2 separate regions of the Homo sapiens genome follow, and region 1 is linked to region 2. Evidence: read pairs that join two places in POLR2A ChIA-PET (ENCODE). Cell type or tissue: PC-3. All regions are shown on one strand. Links, peaks and the distances in the headings refer to the core of each region. The heading gives the core; the rest is flanking DNA. Region 1 overlaps FBXW11 (F-box and WD repeat domain containing 11). Region 2 overlaps FBXW11 (F-box and WD repeat domain containing 11).

The links. Peaks named below come from ENCODE experiments on the same cell type or tissue, not always from the same donor. Only the 100,000 strongest peaks of a DNase experiment are listed, where the experiment ranks them.
Region 1: POLR2A ChIA-PET joins it to region 2 with 15 read pairs; 3 of 35 experiments call an interaction of 5 or more read pairs at or near these places.

Annotation. Positions count from the first base shown.
Region 1 is chr5:171,888,144-171,899,186 of GRCh38, forward strand. It overlaps FBXW11 (F-box and WD repeat domain containing 11), which reads right to left. Exons shown (of 14, transcript NM_001378974.1): 6 at 10,861-10,951; 7 at 3,324-3,461. Among named protein-coding and RNA genes, the nearest start is that of SMIM23, 110 kb to the left of the region's middle. In PC-3, for the core only: no CTCF peak of the experiment used is centred there; no DNase peak of the experiment used is centred there.
Region 2 is chr5:171,949,956-171,960,998 of GRCh38, forward strand. FBXW11 (F-box and WD repeat domain containing 11) reads right to left here. Exons shown (of 14, transcript NM_001378974.1): 2 at 7,642-7,743. Among named protein-coding and RNA genes, the nearest start is that of FBXW11, 51 kb to the right of the region's middle. In PC-3, for the core only: no CTCF peak of the experiment used is centred there; DNase peaks (open chromatin) are centred at 4,566 and 4,966; H3K4me3 peaks cover 1,049 bases; H3K27ac peaks cover 2,060 bases.

The DNA of each region.
Region 1 (11,043 bases), core at 1,704-9,703, 61 kb before region 2:
TCATGACGACACACTGCAGAACAATGGAAAAGATAAAAAAATTCCAAGAGTGACCCAATTTTTCTGGCCAGAGGAAAAGGAAAAAAGTGTCCTTATGGGCTGAAGAGACTTAGGGAAATCCAAGAGGAAAGAACTGGAAATAAAAGAACCCAAACAACACATGACTTGGGCTTACCCTTGAGCTGTATATGCGCAGAACAGACTGAACCAGCACAGCAAAGGCTGTCTCAATGAGCTGATATTTAAAGCACTGCTGAAGCCTCAGATTAACCTCTAAGTAGTGAAAGCCCATGACAGACGCAAAGTGGCATATTGCAAAGGCTTTGAACAGTGGAAAAGAGATTAGAGCCATCCCCGCAACCCCTCTGATGATGTCAAGACAGAACTTGTGTTCTGAACCCAACTAAGTTGACTAACTGCTTAAAAACACACTTACCCAAAAACATTGTCCAGAGGATTATAACAGGACCCACAGTCTTTACAACATAATATCCACAATGCCCAAAATACTAGTTTAAATTACCTGGCATACAAAAATCAAGAAAGATGAACAATCTCAGGGGACTGGACAATCAACAGATGTCAAGCTGGAGGTTACCCAGATGCTGACATGGTTAAAGATGTTAAGCACCTACTCTATACTCCACAGGATAAAGATAAACGTGCTTGAGGTAAATAAAAAAGAGAGAATTCTCAGCAGAGAAATAGAAACTGTAAAATATCATACCTGAAATTAAAAACTCACTTGATGGGGCGGAGGGTAACAGGAGAATAGAGATGAAGAGATGAAAAATTCAGTCAACTTGAAGATAGGCCAATAGAAATTATCCAGAAAAGGGAGGAACAAAGATTGAAAACAATGTGGAACAATATCAAAAGATATAGTATTTATGTGATTAGAGTCTCAGAAGGAAAGGAGAAATTGGTACAGAAAAAAATATTTGAAAAAATAATGGCTGAAGACTTCTGAAATGTAATGAATGAAAGACGTAAATTTACACATTCATGAAGCTCAGAGAAAGGCTTCTTGGATATAATATCGAAAGCATGATCCATAAAAGAAAAAACTGGTAAGTTGGACTTCATCAAAATTAAAATCTTCTGTCAAGTACAGTGGCTCACGCCTGTAATCTCAGCACTTTGGGAGGCCAAGGTAGGCAGATCACCTGAGGCCAGGAGTTCAAGACCAGCCGGGTCAACATGGTGAAACCCCGTCTCCACTAAAAATACAAAAATTAGCTGGGCATGGTGGCTCATGCCTGTAGTCCCAGCTATTTGGGAGGCTAAGGCACAAGTATTGCTTGAACCCAGGAGGTGGAGGTTGCAGTGAGCCGAGATCATGCCACTGCACTCCAGCCTGGGTGACAGAGTGAGACTCCATCTCAAAAAAAAAAAAAAAAAAAAATTAAAATCTTTTGCTCCATTAAAGAGATCATTAAGAAAATGAGAAAATGAAAAGACGGCCAGGCATGGTGGTTTACGCCTGTAATCGGGGCACTTTGGGAGGCCGGGGCAGGTGGATCACCTAAAGTCGGGAGTTTGAGACCAGCCTGACCAACATGGAGAAACCCTGTCTCTAATAAAAATACAAAAAAGTAGCTGGGCATGGTGGCTCATGCCTATAATCCCAGCTACTCGGGAGGCTGAGGCAGGATAATCGCTCAAACCCGGGAGGCGGAGGTTGCAGTGAGCTGAGATCGTGCCATTGCACTCTAATCTAGCCCAGGCAAGGGTAAAACTCCGTCTCAAAAAAAATTTTTTTTAAATAAAAAGAAAATGAAAAGACAACTCACTAATTGGGAAAAATATATGCAAAACATATCTAGCAAAGGACGTATCTAGACTACATAAAGAACTCTAAAAACTCAGTAATAAAAAAACAAAGAACCCATTTTAAAATGGGTAAAAGATCTGAAAAGAAACTTCACCACAGAATATAGAGATGGCAGGTAAGCACATAAAAAGATGCTCACTATCATCACTGGGGAAATGTGAATTTAAAGCAAAATGAGGTATGTTCACATACCTATTAGAATGGCTAGTATCAAAAAAAACTGAGATGATCAAGGGCTGACAAGGATACAGAACAAAAGCAACTCTCAGGCCAGGTGTGGTGGCTGCTCACGCCCGTAATCCCCGCACTTTGGGGCAGGCGCATTACTTGAGGTCAGGAGCTCAAGACCAGCCTGGGCAACACGGCAAAACACCATCTCTACTAAAAACAAAAAAATTAGCTGGGCGTGGTGCCACATGCCTGTAGTCCCAGCTACTCAGGAGGCTGAGGTAGGACGGCAGGAGAATTGCTTGAACCCAGGAGGCAGGTGACAGAGAGAGACTCCGTCTCAAAAAAAAAAAAAAAAACTCTCATCACTGTAGATGGGAATGTGAAATGGTACAGGCACTTTGGAGAACAGCTGGGCAGTTTCTTAGCAGGTGAAACATACACTTACCATATGAGCCAGTAACCCCACTCCTCAGTTTTCACGCAATGAACTAAAAATTTATGTTCCCCAAAAAACCTACAGGTATATAATTATGGTAGCTTTATTCATAATTGTCAGAAACTGGAAACAACACAAACATCCTTCAACAGGTGAATGGGTAAGCACAGGAAAGAGGCAGAAAAGCCCAGGATAAGAAACGGGCAGGACAAGGGAATTGGGGGAATGAGAGAGCTGCTCCATATCGTGATTTTTGTAACAGTTATACATGTCTGTGTGTTTATCAAAATTCACAGAATTATACAACAAAAGAGCAAACTTCCCTGTTTGTAAGTTATAATGTTTTTTTACAAAGTTTAAAAAACATGTTTTCTTAAATATGAGGACATAAGATACAAACAATGTAAAATAAAATCAGATCAGATCAGCCATCAAACAGATTAAACATGGAAAAATAATCCAGTTTATCTACTACTGAAAAGTTAATGAAAACAATATAAGTTGCTCTATCATTCTGTGGTATTATTATTTGAGTCCTTCTCAGGAACCATAAAAGGTAACACCTTTGGTTTATAAACTACCAATACCAGCTGGCAAAGTAATCAAGAGCCCTGTGATACTGGGATATTTTCTATTTACACCTAATACAGAATATAGAATGTGAATGTGCTTAGAGAAGGATAAGAAGTGAGACAATCCAGGGTCTTGTATTAGTTTCGGGGAAATGCTCTGGCTCTAGTTCTTTAGAACTACACTGAGAGCTGCCAAGATTGAGTGGAAGAGATAAAAACCAATCTAGAGTAAATGGAAAGATTGTCACATCTAGTGTCTAACACATAGCCACGATTCTAAAAATAATACATAAAAAATTCAGTCATTCACCTTAATAGAATTATCTCGTAGGCCACTGATAATTTTTTCATCATCGTACTGTAAACAGTAGACACCTTTACTATTTTCAGAGCGGCACTGAATCCTCTGCAAGTTGTGTCGTCCACACCGCCAGTTAGATTCTATAGTCTAGGGAAAAAAGGAGGCAAGAGATGAGTTTTTATGAATCAACTTACTCTATTAGGTTTCAGACTTTGGCGTTGCTTCCAGAAACAGCATACCACCGATACCCCAATCTTGGTTTGCATAACTGTCTGTGGATAGGATCATGCTCTTTTCCAAGTAAGACATTAACCCAACAATGTTTTTTCTTAAACTTTCCCTGCCCATTTGGCAACCGTCATAGGATTTCCAATGAGTTTTGGACTGGGCTTGAAAAAACTGGCCTAGACAGAATTCAGTATGTTTAAAGAACGCCGTTTGCACCCAAAACATGCAAATAAATAGTAACTCATTGGGTCGCTCCCTAATGCCAATTAAAAAACCATCATTAAGCATATATTGACAATCTACATATCCAAACAAAGAATTGTCTTGATCACTGAGGAAAGATAGTGAGCAACTACTATAAGCCAACTACATAGGAAGAATTTTATCATTTTTAACCTTCCTAATGTTTCTGTAGAGTAAAAATGGTACATTTTAGCCCTAGATTCTTATTCCTCTTATCATTCATGCAACATTTGCTGAGATGTTAATATATTCCACATAGTGTGCTAGGCACTGAGGATAAAAAGATCAACAGGAGACATACTGCATTCAGGGAGGCACCACTCCAATATCTAGGCCCATGGTGTCTGGATCTAGAGAGACACTAAACTAAGTGTATTTGGTTAAATGATCCATACAATAACCTTGGAAGGAAGGAAGTACTTATTATTTCCTTTTTACAAACAAGAAAACAGAGTTTAATTTGCCTGCAGCCACAAAATCAGTAATCGGACTAGCTGGAAATCACACTCAGTTCTTTCCGACTCCAAACCCATGCTTTTGCTACTAACATATTCAATGCCCACAAAGCAGGATGGGCCTGCCTCTTGCGGCAGTGCACACAGAACGTAAGAAGATCAGTAACAATTCCAAAAGTGCCAAATGAGTGATAAAAATTCTAAGTGCTGCAGGACTTAAGGGAGATAATGAGCTCTATAGCCTGAGACACTGGGACAAGTTTAGTGAAGAAGTAGGTCATACCCAGAGCACCAGAAGACCTAACCTCTGGTAGTAGACATAAGTGATTTTTTAAGGCTCAAAAGATACAATGTCTCTACTAAGAGTAACTAAAGTCTGAATTCTTGATCCTTGAAATTAGGGGACAACAGGGATTTCTATAACCTGTTACACTTCAGTTCAGGATATAGTTTCTCTCTGAGTAGCTAATTATTTCTGTACAGCTAAAAGTCTAATTATTTGCTTTGTTGAAGGAGTACTTAATTACTGGCTCTGCTGACATCTAACAAACTGTATTTCTTCTTATTTTGAAGATAGTATCCTTCTGTGCACTCTAAAATGTTACAATTTACTGAAAGCTACATGCCAGGCACTATGCTTTTCTAACACTATACCACTCACTTTATATGTTTTGTAGCTAATTTAATCGTGACTCTGAAGCAGGAATCATTGTTCGCATTTTATAGAAAAGGAAATGGAGGGTTGGAGATATCGATACACGTATACTTAAAAAGCGATTATTTCCATCATTTGTGGCCCCAGTGCTCAGCAAGAGTCCTGGAAATACGGTATCTTCCCTCAAGGAGCTCCCATACACATCCTGAGGGCAGGATGGTATATTTCCAATGCTCAGGAGATACAAGGAGGTGCCATGGAGATGCCAGGAGAGGGGAAATACTCATTTGTCCATCTGCCACCAAATCAGAACTTCCTAGCCTGGGTCATCATCTCTAGTGACTTGGTAAAATATTAGACATACAAAAGCACACTTCAAAACCAAAAAAAAAAAAAAAAAAAAAAAAAACTAACCCAACCATCTCTGCTACCTCTATCAAAGTAGACAACAGATCTGTCCGGATAAGCGACTTTTTAAAAAGAGGTCCAGAATACAGGCATTTCTTAAGCAGAACTCAACGCATGGAATCATTTAGAGAAACAATGTATTTTTAGATAGTGACTGTGCCATCTCAGCATGCTAAGCACTCCAGGAAAATGCTGATTTAGTAGGCAGATGTACTGGTAACAAGTCTAATTTGTGGCCAGTGACTCTTGGCAGTAGTTACCAATGTTCACGTTATACCCTCTGGGGGCCCACAGAGTTGCTACAGAATGTATGATGTCATATTACAAGTATGACAGAGATGAATACATAATATGTCTTTACATATATGTCAAGTGTTATCAAGCTGTTCTTAGGTTTAAGAGGTATACAATTGCTTTAAAATGACACTGAAGCAGTAAGTAGCTTTGTTATGCTCTATATTTCAATGACTAGAAAAAGCACATTTACTACCGCATGAGAGTCTGAGGGGGAAACAATTATTTTAATTTAAAAGAGGGGATGGGGGGGAATCTCTATACCAAAAAGAATTTTCTCCATGCTCTCCGCTGCTCTAAAATGTTTCCTAGAAGTGGGTGATGTGGTTACAATCTTTAACTGTACCCAAAACCCTGAAGACGCAGCAGAGAAGACTACACAGAGGAGCCAGGGTCAGGTACATACTCAGCCTGTGATACATCAGTCCCCTGAGATGTCTGGACAGAGGACGACAACAACATTAAAGGCTGGGCTATACCCTCTATCCCCAACCCTCAAGTAAGAGCTAGGGAACAGGACCTCTCAAAAGCTCTGCTAGATACCAGACTTTCATTCTAAGTTGAACAGAAGTTAGCAAATGGCTTAGCTTCTCAACACTTATAAAAAGCCTACTTTTCTCAAATAAGTTTCTGCATTTTAAAAGAAATAGTTTGTCAACCAATTCTTGATGTGTCATTTTACAAAGTCCTCGCCTAGGCCTGTTTTAGAATCATTAGTTTCTTGAATCCCAAAGTGCAGCTTGCTTTGAAAAGCCACGAAAGAGACACGGAGCCAGATGAGGGAGTTGACTGCTTTGCTGCGCACCAATCCTGGGTAACTCCTCTTCTCAATTCCCAAGGCCACCGGCACAAGAAAGCAGCACTTCCTGTCAACTACGCCGGCCTAAAAAACTGCCCCCATGATGTCTGACAACCTTGACTCTTACTTGAATGCTTATAACCCAGGTCTTTTTTTTTTTTTTTTTTTCTAGAAAAACCAGACCTTTAAAACTGGCAGGTAGCCCACTGTGGTAGAAAATACCTAGGTCAAGTAGTAACTTTGGCAAAGGACTCGCTGCTGTAAAGATGGGAAGAGTAATATCTACTCCCTCAAAACCACTGTAAGGTTCAAATGAGATTATGTATATAAGTTCTCATTATGGTGCCAGCAAATGGTAGCAGTTATGTTCTTCTTCAGTTGTTGAAAACGTTAACCAAAAAAAAGTGGGCTGCAACAACAAATACATATATTCTCACAAAGTTGCCAGAAATTGTTGTCTCAGTCTAGGCTGATATTTAATGCTAATAAGCCTGAGCCTTCCCTAACCATTCCCAGGAAGAGGCTCAGCCTTCAAATGGAATCCAACTATTACCTTAATGCCAGCAGCAGGAACAGAGGTCATACACAGGTGCACCTCTTTATATGGATACCTATCATTTCACTTAGCCATCATGTGGTATGGCTACTGTAGAGGAATATTTCATGTTTTTGAGAACTTGTAAAATCCCCTTACCCTGCGCAAATTTTCAAAATACTGGGAAAGTAGCCATGATACACAGAGTATACAGCGGCATTTAAATTGGCAATAGAGTGAAAACAGATGTCTGAGTATGGAGGAATAACATTATTTTTAGAAGCCTAAACACAACTGGGTGGGTGGGCAAGTTTTGACATTTTCTGGTCAGGACAATGTTAATATCAGGTTTGCAAACCACAAAAAAGCTCCCCACTTTCCCTGAATAAAATGTGGCTTATTAAAAGGTGTGATACAACACACCATCATCTTCCCAGTGTCTGTCCAAGAAGAGCACTTCGGAGGCGTTAATGCAATGAATGAAGAGAGGAAGAAGGTAGATTACTTGAAGGAGTTTGTCACTACTCAAATGGCAAAAGAGAAAAATCCAAGTTCAGAATACCAGAACTCTAGGGCTGTTATAACAACTCCTATCTCTCTGTTAATAGACAATTGGGGGCACGCTAGAGTGAAAGCAGCATGGGCTTTGAAGTAAGAATCTCAGCTTTGACAATTCGAGGATTAAATTAAATCACTTGTAGCAAAGTATCCAGCAGTCAGCCCACCATTAATGGTAACAACAACAATAATAACAGCAACAACTAAGACTCTAGACAGCAAAGGAGAATATGGCTGCTTCTTTTAGGAGCGAGCCTCAGGTTTTCTAGGAATTCCTTCTCAATTCAGAGGCCCTCTAAACCCTCTCTATGTGTGGCAAGAACACCCAGGCGAGATGAGCCTTTGCAGAAAGCTTACAATACTTATTTATTCTCCCCAGACTCCATTTCTCACATCCTCATTTCCTGAATAACAGGAGTTGGCTGCACTAAGCCAGGTTCTCTATTTTCCCTTAAAATTAAGCCAATTTTCGGTGGGTCAATGTAGAAGCGCAGATTCAGAGATGAACATTTCCTTTCTCCTCATCAGAGCCAAATCTGGGAACGTACAGATTACAGGAGCTGGCACATAAGCCAAGCTGTCGAGGTGGAGGAAGAAGGAAAAAAAGAAAAAGGTGTTGTGAACTGGCAACCTTGCAAAGTCTAAGGGAAACAACACAAGAGACTCTGAAGCTATGTACAGGCAACTGGGGAGGGAGGGGGGACATAAACAGCCACTTGACATTCCAAGTGTCATTTATCTTTCTGCAATGTGCTTAAAACCCTACTACTTTCCCATAACTGGACTAAAACAGGGCCCACTAATCAGATCTTAACTCATACCCTTTTTTCAACGAACAGTCAAGGACACTGCGTATTCACACAATTAGAGAAAGAGGCAAAGGCCACCTTGAAATTCAGCAGGCATAAAACATGCCTCTTTCTCCCTCACTTCCTGAATTTTCCACTCTGAAAATGACAAACAACAACTCTCAGCCTGGATAGAGCTAGACAGACCTCAGTTAAAAGCCCATCCCATCTCTTCTACTTAACTATGTAGCAAGTCCTAAAACTTCTTTTAGTCTCAGTTTCCCCTTATTATAAAGATAATAACATGCACCTTGTTGTAAGAATAAAAAACAATCATCTATGTAAATCACCCAACGTGGTTTGATATATGCAAAAACTCGAAGTGGGTATTTGTAATTATTATAGTCTGCTTGTGAGGATTTCATACCAGTCATACGGACAGAGCCAAGCCCGTGAGAGGCTCTCATTTGATCCATGGATCACTGGAAGAACTCTCTACATAAAACTCTATATATTCTGTTTTATTCCAGACAGAATAAAACACACTCTCAAAATGGGAGTAAAAAAAAATCTATTTTGAGGTGGTAGCAGTGGTCTATTGTTAAAAACTCGTATTAAGGGTAGAAGGGTACATGGTTGATCACAGACTCTCAATTACCCACTAGCTGTGTGATCCTGACTAAACTGTTTAACCTTTTTAACCTTCTAAGGTTTCCTCAAATTTAAATAAGTACTTGGCCTACCTTTCAGGTTTTGTCCAAAATGTTAAAAGAGAAAATGCATTATAAAGTAGTTAACAAAGTATCTGGCATAAGTAAATGCTATTAGTGGTACATTACTTTTATGATTATTACTAGTAGCACATATATCAAAGTATAAACATCATCCCTTATATCAAGAGGTCTAGCCCACAAAAATCTGGAGAAGACTTTTGTGGCCAACCAGTGGGTTTTTCCAAACCACACTTTAAGAACCACTGGGTAGACCACCATGATGTAGAGGCTGTGTCGCACAGGGTTTTCCCACAGAGCTGTTTCCCCTCACACCTGCCTCCTCTCCTACTTTAAACTATCATTTCAGCCTGAAGAAGTGATGATGGCAGGTGGTGTCAGATACTGTCATGCCACAGAATACTGAATTCACATTGTCAATTCTAACAGCAGTCATGAGGATTCAATCAAACTATCTATGTTGCCACATCTTCAACCTGATCAGAGTTCTTCAAGGTTCCTGTTTGTTCATAATTAACTTTAAACATCATTCTTTTCAAAGAATTTTTTTGATAAAATTATTCAAAGAAGTCTGGAAATAACTTTGTAAATAGTTGCCCCTCATCAAGTGAAAAAAAAAAACAGAGGGTAATGTAGTTTATAAGATGTGTACATAAGAAATGCCTTAGTACAACTACCTGGGGTAAGAGACAGCCCCATCTCCCCTACAATACACACACATCAACCTAAGATTAAAGTTAACACCATGTCTCAGCCACTAGCACTGTAGGGGCAACTTATTCTAAGTTTGGAACTGCCAATGGTCAATTAATTCTTAAACTTTATGATTTATCTAGTGAAAGTTTTTATTTAACCTCCTTAAAGGGTTACTTTATAGATCATTTCAGAGAGCAGAATATTCAAGACAGTTTGGGCTTTAAATAATGATATTCCAGTCACATTCAGATTTACCATTAATGGAATGATTCCATTATTCACATCTGCCTGGAAGGGTGGTGGGGTCTGAAAAAGCACATGTTTCTCCGTTAATGAATTTTGGCACAATAACTTTTATGTCTATCACCTGGGGGAGAGGATTACTTCACATTTGGGAAACTGAGTATAACTTTATGGGTGATATTGCATTGCCTAGCAAAGGCTAAAGTTTTCTGCCAAGGAGGAAACAGTGAAGTAACCAAGACCTGCCAAGAACACATGTGAAAGAGTTAATGAGAAATGCCTGTGCATGTCTTTCCTGGTTCAAGGAAAAAGGCTAAAATAGTAAAACTGAACTAATTAGAACACATGAACGATATCAAACATCTCCAATGTTTCTCATCAAGTTTACAGAGTTTTACTGGTCTGGTGAAGTTACGCTCAAATCCAAAATGGTCCAGGAGCATAATTTGCCCTATAAAATCCACTTAACTATTGCTTAGAATGATATCTGAGTCATGTTTATGAAAAACTATGAGTAATGTACAGAGAAAACTTGAAATGTGCCTTCTCTAGTTCTCTAGAGATGGCTCAAAAATGTAAAACAATGCTTACTTAAAAAAACGGGGCCTTGGATTTTGGAAAATTTATCAGCTTAGAATAAAAAGATGATTTTAGATTAAGGTTTGAATTAACCGGCAGCCTTGCAGAAGCATTTCATGTTTTAGAAAAGTTAGATATTCTTTGCAAAAGACATTATTTTCTCTGCAGAATAGCTGCAGATTATATACAACATGACACATTTACTCCAAAAGCTCAACTTTTTAAAAAAAATTATTAGTTCTACGATTTTAGACCAAAAGAACACTCTAAGGCAACATAAAAAGTTGAGAACAAGAAACAAAGAGCCCATAAAACAGATAAATCATAAAGTTACCTCTATATCCTGGATAATCTTTGGGTATAATGACCTATAAAATGAATTTGGAGGGCCATCTGTGGGTCTGTTTTTAAACAGGTACTGATCCCTGGCAAATAAAAACAAACAGATGTTACATTTTTGCACATAAAAGGGTGAATTTTATCTAAACATGGTGCTGACAAAGATATATCTTTCATG
Region 2 (11,043 bases), core at 984-8,983:
AAATAATCACAGAAGTATACAAAGACTTAATTACAATGATGCTTAACTCCACATGGCTTAAAATGTCTCAAAACTGGTAGCAGTCTTAATATGGAAGGGAAGTTTTCTTAAAATCATTAATATATTTATTAAATGGAATATTATACAATGATTTTAAATGATGATAGAAAATCTTAATTCATCATGTTACTATTTGCCAGTTTTTATTTATTGGTTTAACTTTGAACAAGTATGTTATTTTTAGTAATACTTTTAAAGTACACCTTAAACATTTTTAAATGATATTCAGGGGTTATGGCAATGCTTGGAATATAAATGGGTCTATCTTCCATGAAAGCAATTTAGCCATACCTATCAAAATAAAGCACTGTTCACTTTAAGATAAATCACTGAGCTGTACACACTTAAGATTTTTGAACTTTTCTATATACACTTTATACTTCAAAAATGGAAAGAAAAAAAAAAACACCTGTACTCTCGCCTCCACCCCTAAAATCTAGGGATGATAAAAGTACCATTCATGAAAGAGTTAGACTTTACTAATCTGGGGACATGTCTATAACATAATGTTAAATAAATAAAGCAAATAAGTGACCCCGTATTGTGATTTTTCTAGGGTGAGCCCATTTCCTCTATTCAAAAAAAAATGGCTGGGTGCGGTGGCTCATGCCTGTAATCCCAGCACTTTGGGAGGCTGAGGCGGGCAGACCACCTGAGGTCAGGAGTTCGAGAACAGCCTGGCCAACGTGGCAAAATCTCGTCTCCACTTAAAATACAAAAAATTAGCCAGGCGTGGTGGCGCACACCTGTCGTCCCACCTATTCAGGAGGCTGAGGCAGGAGGATCACTTGAACCTGGGAGGCAGAGGCTGCAATGAGCCCAGATCATGCCACTACACTCTAGCCTGGGTAACAGAGTTAGACTCGGTCTCAAAAAAATACATAAATAAATAATTTTTTTTTAATTTAAATGAGGGAATTCTGATAGTTGTCAGATTGCATACCCTCCTATGAACAAAGAAAACAAATATACAATGATAAAGAACAAAATGTTAACATTCGTTTCTTAGGGGGAAGGAAGGGATTAGAAGGGAGAGATTACTAAACTTTTCTGTATATAATTTAATTAAGTCATAATAAAATACTGATATTCCTTGACCAAGCAATTACACATACAAAATCGTACAAGCCTAAAGATACATATGCAATGAAATCACTGAAGTTCCTATAATACAACCCCCGCCACAAAAGACAAAAAAAAAATTGTAGTCTAAAGGCCCCTCAAAAGGAAAACTAGCCACCGGGATCAGTGGCTCACACCTGTAATCCCAACACTTTTGGGAGGCTGAATTGGGAGGATCACTTGAGACCAGAAGTTTGAGACCAGCCTGGGCAATATATCAAGACCCTGTCTGTACAAAAAACTGAAAAATTATCTGGGCGTGGTGGCACATGCCTGTGGTCCCAGCTACTCAGGAGGCTGAAGTGCGAGGGATCACTTGAGCTTGGGAGGTCAAGGTTGCAGTGAGCCATGATCCTACCACTGCACTCCAGCCTGGGCAACAGAGCAAGACCCAATCTCAAAAAAAGAGAGAGAGAAAAAAAGTGGCTATTTTTTTTTGAAAATAAAAAAATGCTAAAGCCCTGTGATGTAGCCTCCCGAGTAGCTGAGATTACAGGTGCATGCCACCATACCTGGCTAATTTTTGTATTTTTAGTAGAGACGGGGTTTCACCATGTTGGTGACCTCAGGTGATCCATTTGCCTGGGCCTCCCAAAGTGCTGGGATTACAGGTGTGAACCATCATGCCTGGCCTTTATTTTTAATTTCTTGAAGCTTGTTTAAAAATTTTTTAATGCTAGCATGAAACAGTGGTTTGTAAAACTTTGAGGCATTTTAGGTTTGCTTTTAAAATGCCCCAAGAAAAACAAAATTGAAGAAAAGTTGAACTAAGATTAGCATAATTTTGAAAACTGTTCAAGATTAAGTTGAATAATTCTCTTATTTTTGTGTGTTTAGCTATTTCTATAAGGAGAAAGTTTTTAAAATGAAATCTTCCTAAGAGCCCCATTAAGTAGAATAGATAAATCCAGAGCCATTCTAAGTGAGATCGAAGTAGGAGGCACACTGTGCTAGCCCCTCCTTTATCCCTCTAGTGACTCCAAAGTCAAGCTGGGGTTCCACAGGGCATTAAAAATACCACTGTTAAAATCAGCAGCAGCAGAATAACACTGCACAATTTGATGGATTCCTCCCTACCGAACAGACAGGAGGAAGTAAGGCCCTAAAATAGCAACAAATGTTCTCTCTGGGTGGTAGATGCTCACGCTACCAATGGACGTTTTCTTCTTTTTCAAAGTCTATTTCGTAAATTTTCTTATAAAGAGGAAAGATGTGGTTTTTTTTAACCATATATACATACACATATATGTGTGTGTATATGTGTGTGTGTGTTGTGTGTACATACATATATATATATATATATATATATATTTTTTTTTTTTTTTTTTTTTTTGAGACGGAGTCTCCCTCTGTCACCCAGGCTGGAGTGCAGTGGTACAATCTCGGCTCACTGCAGCCGCCACCTCCTGGGTTCAAGCAATTCTCCTGCCTCAGCCTCCCAAGTAGCTAGGATTACAGGCGCCCATCATCATGCCCAGCTACTTTTTGTATTTTTAGTAGAGACAGGGTTTCACCATGTTGGCCAGGCTGGTCTTGACCTGACCTCAAGTGATCCGCCCACCTCGGCCTCCCAAATTGCTGGGATTACTGGCGTGAGCCACCGCGCCCAGCCTATTTATATATTTTTTAGAGCAAACCCGTGGCCTGCAGGCCCCCAGGACGGCTTTGAATGAGGCCCAACACAAATTCGTAAACTTTCTTAAAATATTATGAGATTTTTTTTCTTTCGCAATTTTTTTTTTTAGCTCATCAGCTATCGTTAGTGTTAGTGTAATTTTATGTGTAGTCCAAGACAATTCTTCTTCCAATGTGGTCCAGGGAAGACAAAAGATTGGACACCCCTGTTTTAGAGACAAGGTTCTTGCTCTGTCACCCAGGCTGGAGTGCAGTGGTGTGATCATAGCTCACTGTAACCTCCAACTCCTGGGCTCAAGGGATTCCCCAACCTCAGCTCCCAGAGTAGCTAGGACTACAGGCACATGCCACCATGTCCACCTAATTTTTTATTTTGTTTTGTAGAGACAAAATACAAAAATAAAATGTTTGTAGGGCCTTGCTATGTTGCGAAGGCTGGTCTCAAACTCCTGCCCTCAAGCAATCCTCCCACCTGGGCCTCACAAAGCACTGGAATTATAGGGGTAAGCGACCATGCTCAGCCAAAAATGTAGGTTTTAGTGTCTATAAAATACTACAGATTCTACCACTGAGCAACCCAAAACGTTCACATTATCAGACCCAGAGTGCTATAGGATAATTAAGATAATCAACAAGAAATGACAAATCCCTAATGCTTATTAGAAAACAGACAAGAGGCAATGAATTCAAACAGCCATGTCTGACCTTAGACAGACCGACCCTGAACAAAAACAGCCTTATCATATGCATGGTCTTTTAGCTAATCCTTACCTAGCCCTGGAATCTAAGACTGAAATTCCTTCTTACATGGAGAACCAGGAGCAAGTAAATTTAAAAAATGGATTTCATACCCCCCAAGAGTAAGAATCAGTAAGAGGTGGCAATTATCTTTCTCTACCTCATAAAAACCCTTTATGATTTTTAAAGATGAGGAAACAGGGGTTCGGGAAAATAAAGTAACTTGCCCAGTATCACAAAGTCATTAAGTAGTAGGAACAGGACTAGAATAGAGGTTTGTCTGCACCAAAGCCAGGGTTCTTTCTACCAAGCTATCTCCCTCCTCTAAAAAATATTCTCTTATATCAAAAGCTATGATAAGTTCTGTGGCATTCTCAGACCACTGTGGCTCACTACACCTATTAAAAGTAAAAAAAGAAACAAGAAAGGCAGCTGTCAAGAAGTTGTGCTACTTACTGCCCAGCACTATATGCACTAGAGCTTGGAAGGAGGCACTCAAACTCAATTCACGTGATCCTCACTGTCATTCCAAGCAATCAGTCCTACCCCAGCAAAAGGCTTATCACTAACACTCTCCCCCAGCTGAGGCTGCAAATGACATTCCCAAGACAACTTGCCAGTCTATTACATCATGCTGCTGTGTTGGCTTTAAATTTTTAACTCCAAAAATTAAGGGGAATTTGTTTCAACCTAAAAATGGCAGTTGCAAGTTAAAATGGCAGTTGTCACTACAGACTGGTGACTAGAGCACTGGCTTTGCAGTCATCCAGATTATGTTCCTAACCCAGTTCTGCCACTTAAATAAATGTGTAACCTTAGGCAGGTCAATTCACCTCTATAATTTCATATACAAAAATGGCAAGGTAGATAACTTTTCCATAAAAGATCAAATGAGATAATCCAATTCCTAGAGTCCAACACATAGAAAGAACGTGGAAAATAAATGATACATACTATTATTAACATTGGTATGATTCTCATGCCACAGGAATCTGGGCAAATCAATAATCCACATGGTCTGAATTCCTGATTATTTGCTATAACAATCAACTGGTTGAATCAGGACATCTGAGGCAAATGAAACACTGACTCAGTTCAGCTTGGTTGAGAGATAACCAATAGAGGCCCTGGCACATACCAATTGCTCAGTAAATATTTATGGAATTAAGTTTGCAGAAAGTCCACTCAGGAACCTCACTAGCTGTAAGATTCAGGAGGGCTCATTTTGGCAAAAAGAATGGCAACTTTTTTTTTCTACAGAATTTGGCAGGTTTTTCTTTTCTTATTTTCAAATAATATTAATAACTAAACAAACCATATACCAGGTGTCAATAGTGAGGTTTCTACAAATAAAACCAACATGGAAAACTACAAAAGCAGCATTCCAGAGTAGAGGAAAGAAAACCAGTTTGGGAATCAGGCAAGTGTGTGATTCATATGCCAGTAACTTTACAGTTATGTAAACATTATCTTGGGCCAAATAGTCACGTCAGACTCAGTTTCCATATCAGAAAATTGGAGATAAGAACACCTACTTCACAGGGTTGTCATAAAGCTAATATATGTGAAGCACCATGTAACAGTTGGTAATGAGTGATTTTTAAGTCTCTGATACCTGTTTTCCCTTCTAGACGATGGTAGAAACTTCCGGAATGGGTAAATTATGCCTAAGGGCAACTACTATCTTCCCTCCGGCTTTTTCGAAAGGTAAACTAAAATTCAGCCATATAGACAGGTCAATGGGCTCAAGTTGCAATTATCAGTGGGTCCACTCTGACAATTTTAAGGGGGACTCTTTCATGGAACTTCAGAGACCAGGAAAGAACCAGGCTCTGTTCTCTCCAGGTAGCCTAACTATTCCTTCCCTTCTCAGGCCTGCTCTAATATGAGGTTGCTAAAAGGTGTGCAAAGGAAGAGTCATCTTTGCAATAAACCAAAGATGCAGCATATAAGCAACAGGCCTTCTTTGAGAGCCCAAACCCAAATTAAGGCACGAAATTTTAGCACTGTTTGGAGACTGGAGGTAAAGGGGAGAAATGTTGGCATTAAAATAATACTTAAATGAGTACAGAGGAAGGAAGTCTTCCAGGCTCATTAATATTAATACATGTTTACTTTCCATTCACATGTGGGACAAAACAGAGTAATGATTTGCTAATGCCAATGAGCTGAGTACTTAGTTCATTTTACTATGCTGCATACCCTCAATTATATACTAGCAAAAATTAAACCTAAGTAAACAGAATACTCTACACGTCTCTAAAGACAATATTGCTCCACTCACTGAAATAAGACCCAATCAAGGCAAAAAAAAAAAAATCTTTTTTTCCTTCTTAAGTGAATTTCACTAAGAAAGATGAGTCAAGGAACTTTTAACAAATTTGGATTTCCATTTTCAACAAGGTAGGAACCCGTGTACCTCCTCCCACTCACCCCACCTCCAGAGAACTCACAATACTGTTACTAAAATATATTGAATGATGCCTTCCATTGGCCAATTACTTTTAACTGAATGCAATAAAAAGAATCCGCACTTCAAGACCTCACTAACAACTACAATTTTTCCCCCTCTTAAATTTCCAGTTCTGGAAAAAACTCGGTCAGCCCACTAAAAAGCAACTGTAACATTCCTTTTAATCCAGAAAAATAGAGACAAAAATACACCTATTATAATACACCTATTATACACCTATTATAATAACGCAAATATCCATTATACAGCATCAAGGAGAGCACATGCAATAATGGCTGCCATTCCAAGAACATTTTTGTTAAAAGTTACATCGCATGCACAGAAGCTGCTTTTCCAAAAGTAAACATATATTCATTACACTGAGCCTCACTGAAGCATCCTGTTCTTGTAAGGTGAGACTTGTAACCCACCTTTATATACAGAATCTAAAGACAACTGGGCCTTATATTGAACTCGCTCTCCAGTTAACTGTGTTAGTGAGGTTCCAGTACAGTTCCCCAAAGAAAGCAATTTGAATCAATAACCACACCAGTGCTACTCTGAATGTTTGCCAATAAGTAAATAAAATGCCTGACTCCAATATGAAGAACATTTTCCTCCTTCCTGGCTCCCCAGCTCCATTTAAAAATTGTAAACATGAATAGAAAGATAAACTTGAGAACAGCAAAGTCACCCATGCCATCAATAATATCCCTCTAACTCAGTGCCTAATTTTGCAGTTTTCCTCAAACAGGACAGTCTCAACCAGATGCCAGGAATTTAATATGGCTTTTCAAAGATATATCAAACTGTCTGGAATATGCAGTGATGAAAACTGAATATTGCTACTGAAACCATATTTAATTAAACACATGCTTGCTCAGAGCTTCAGAAATAAAGCTACAATGTTTTCTTCCTTGGCTCTCTTAGAAGCCACCCCAACAAGAGAGGGTCACCAGCTGCACTCCTGCTAACAGTTCTATCCTGAGCAACCCTTTCCCATCCACCCCCAAAAAGTTTTACTTTTATCTGTGGAATTCTCTGCCGGCCTCGGCCTGGAAAACTGGGTGGACCCTGAGGACAGGTGTCAGATCTGGCCTTTGGGAGGTGGCCCAAACTGACAAATTATTGGCAGCATAAAGCTATGATCTTTATAAACTTCAGTTTGAGGCTTTATGCCAGTAGTGATTCCCTCCCCGCTCCTTTTTTGAAGAGGGGAGAGAAAGCAAGCCAAAAGGATGAGTTTCAAAATAGAAAAAAATCACCACTTTAATTATGAAACCCTCCCAACTCAACAAAGAACTGTTAAAGGTAGCCAAATGGAAAATGTCAGGAGTTTTTTTTGGCACATGCGCAACTATTAAACATGAGAATTACAACCTCAAGGTGAGGGGAAAAGAGTAAAAAGCAGGAGCAGAAAAGGGGAGGACAGGGCCCAGCCAAAGACCCGTTTGCTCAAAAGGGCCCCTCTTGGTACTAACTCCTCCATGTGGGGCACCCAGGCTGGAGGAAAGCAGAGGGTTACACAGAACATTTAGCAGACTTAACATTGGATTAAACACACTACTGCAAGTTTCAACAAATGTTCATGGCATACGTAAAAACACATTTACAACAAGAAAGAAGAGAGGCACCTGGAGACATCTGACACTGGGCATGCTCTGCAGGCAACTCAGTGCGCACATGCTCTCTACCAGGTTGGCGCAGCCTAGCCACAAAGACCTTGGCACAGAACACTGCAGGATGACAAAAAGGAAGGAAGAGAAGAAGCAGTTAGAGGCCGCAACAAATCACTCCTTCACACAGGCAACTTGAATGTTAGTTGGGGCAGGGGGTGCACCCTTGGCAGTTTGGAGGTTAGGGATGGTCCCAGACAGCTCACTGAAACCTTGGGGGAGGGCCCACTTGATGTTCTATGGAAAGGAGGTTTCTGCTGCCAACCACTAATTTCTCAGGGTACAGTGAATAGAATCAAGAGGGACAGAGAGAATGTTTAAACAAAAACCCACCAAAGGGAACTGTGAAAGTTTGAGTGCAAAACAAGATTAGTGGTGAGATTGTCGACTACAATTTCATCAGTGCCACAGTTTCTCGTCTATGTCACATAACCATAATTGTCATCGTTGTTTAAGAACCTACAAAACCACAAAAAGTGCTATTTGCCCAGCACTTTACATTTGTTCTCTAATCCTCATATCATTGTAAGGAAACCGAGGCTCAAAGGTTAAGTGATTCGCGCAAGGACACACAACAAAGGAGGGGAGAGCCAGAATTTCAAACTTTGGTTTGTCTGCTACCAAAACCCACATTCTTTCCACAAGACTATGATGCTGCTATTGTGAAAACTTATATCACCCCAACTTTTATCATGTGAGTAAAGTTTTGCACCTCCCTAAGGTAAAATCACAGGAGACCTAAAGAATAAGGCAAAAAGAACAAGAAAGATGGGTGACAGACTGATAGATAAAGGCAATAAAAGAGGTGATTTAAAATGCATGATTTTCAGTGTCATCACATCTCCACCTTCCCAAAGGAAAAACATTGGAACGTCATGATTTTCATTTTAGACTTTGTTTACAAAGTCCGTCTGACATGACTAAGAATTAAAAAGCTTATTTAATTTACCTCTTCGATCCTCTTTTAAAAGCTTGCTGATTTTAAAGGAATTAAGAAAAAAAGTAAAATATAAAATGAACATATGTACTACGGCTACTACTTAATAACCATTAGACCATACTGTAAAGTTAATAACCATTAGACCATACTGTTCAATCATTCAGATATAAAGTCAATTAATTTACTATGGCAAAATCAATACTCATGTAACAAAAATTAAAGGTGAGTGTTTGGGTTCAACCAAAACATCCCAGAAGTCTTGGACCCAAGCTCATAAACTTGTTTGTTCTAGCTATAATTAGAATAGCCAAACACCCTCATTTGCCTGAGATAGTCCTGGATGACACTTATTGTCCCCTCATAACTTTCACTCTCAAAAGTGTTCTGGTTTAGTGGATAAATTCTATTATCACCCAACTGCAATACAAACAAAGATAGCTTTGCTTGAAATCAGAGAGACCTGGGTTCCTATCTAGTATCTGTCACTTACTAGTTACAGTTCACCTATGATACACGGAATATTGAGATTACTTAGAAAAGGCATTTAAAGAATACAAAATCAGAGGAACCAAATGGAATAAAAAAATTGAGCAGCTTTCTGGTAGCAATGAAAATGACACACTTCCAAGGTGTGCCTTTATTCCAAAGCCAATACAGTGGCAATATATCATTGAAACTCCAGGTACACAAATTTTGTTGCCTCAACACTTTGCAGAGTACCAACCACAGAAGGTGCTGAATAAAATAATGAAATAAAATAATGAAAGTAGTTGCCATTTATCAAGCTTCTGTTATGTGCTAGACAGCTGAAATAGTAAACTCTCACAATAACCCTGTAAAATAGGTATTATTCCATTTTATGATGAGGAAACTGATGATCAGGAAAGAGATATCAAGCAGAGTCCCATGGAATTTTTTTTCCATTAAGAAAAAAATTTTTTTAATTAAAACAGAAAGGAGAGCCTGATTTGTTAAAACAGCAACACAGACCAGGAATGGTGGCTCACACCTATAATCCTAGCACTTTGGGAAGCCAAGGTGGTCAGATCACTTGAGGTCAAGAGTTGAAGACAAGCCTGGCCAACATGGTGAAACCCCGTCTCTACTAAAAACACAAAAATTAGCCAGGCGTGTGGTGGCACACACCTGTAATCCCAGCTACTTGGGAGGCTGAGACAGGAAAATTGCTTGAACCTGGGAGTCAGAGGTTGCAGTAAGCCAAGACCACGCCACTGCACTCCAGCCCAAGCGACTGAGCGAGACTGCCTCAAAAAAAAAAAAAAGAAAAGAAAAGAAAAGAAAAAAAACCAGCAACTTGTCCAAGGTGCAGGGGAATAAGGGCTAACTGATGGCAGAATTAGGACTAGTAAATTAAACCTGACAAGCTGATTTTCTTTCCACTACAACAAACACTCTCTATCCAGAGATATTCTTACACATGTTTAATAAAAGAATACTTACATCAGCATACATCACAAGTGGATGGGCAAAGAAGAGAGTTTAAGGACTACACCTAGCCAGGTGAGGTGGCTCACGCCTATAGCCCCAGCACTTTGGGAGGCCGAGGTGGTGGGATTACTTAAGCCCAGGAGTTCGAGACCAGCCTGAGCAACATGGTGAAACCCCACCTTTACAAATAATACAAAAGTAGCCAAGCATGGTGGTATGCACCCATAGTACCAGCTGCTCGGAAGGCTGGGGTGGGAGGATTGCTTGAGCTTGGAAGGTGGAGGTTGCAGTGAGCCAAGATCGCAGCACTATACTCCAGCCTGGGCAACAGAGTGAGATCCTGTCTCAACAACAACAACAAAAAAGGATTACATCTGGATTCAGCAACTAATATCAAATTAACACCAAAGCTCATACGTAAATCAATTTTTACTTATTCAGTAAAAAGTCAGGTTCCCTCTGCAAGGGTTAATAGTATTTGCCTCAAAGGGTAAAAACCATGAAAGCATAAGGTATTGATTAGATTCTGCTAATAAGTTGGAATCTAAAACTTTTTAAAAGGCAATTTTTCACATTCAGTAAATCAAAAAATCACAGATTGTGAGAACAGGAAGGCATTTTAAATACTATTTAGTATAACCTCGCACTGCTAATTTTAGATTAAGAGGTGAAGAAATTAAATCCAAATTAGAAAAACAATGATATTATCAAGGCTTTTTAACCATTTAATGATTTAATCAATACTCATAACAATGTGGAAAACAATCAACATAAAGAAAATTTTCAGTGAACTTGATTTTAAAACATTAGCCATTTATTAGAAGACTGATATTTCAAAGCTTTTTGAAGCTTGTTATTTAACTAGTATATTCAGGGAAAGATTTTTAAAAGACCCTCTGAGGGTCAGATTTCCAAGATTTTCTCTTCATAATATCTATGGTAGATACTGTAAGATATAAAGAATGATGCCA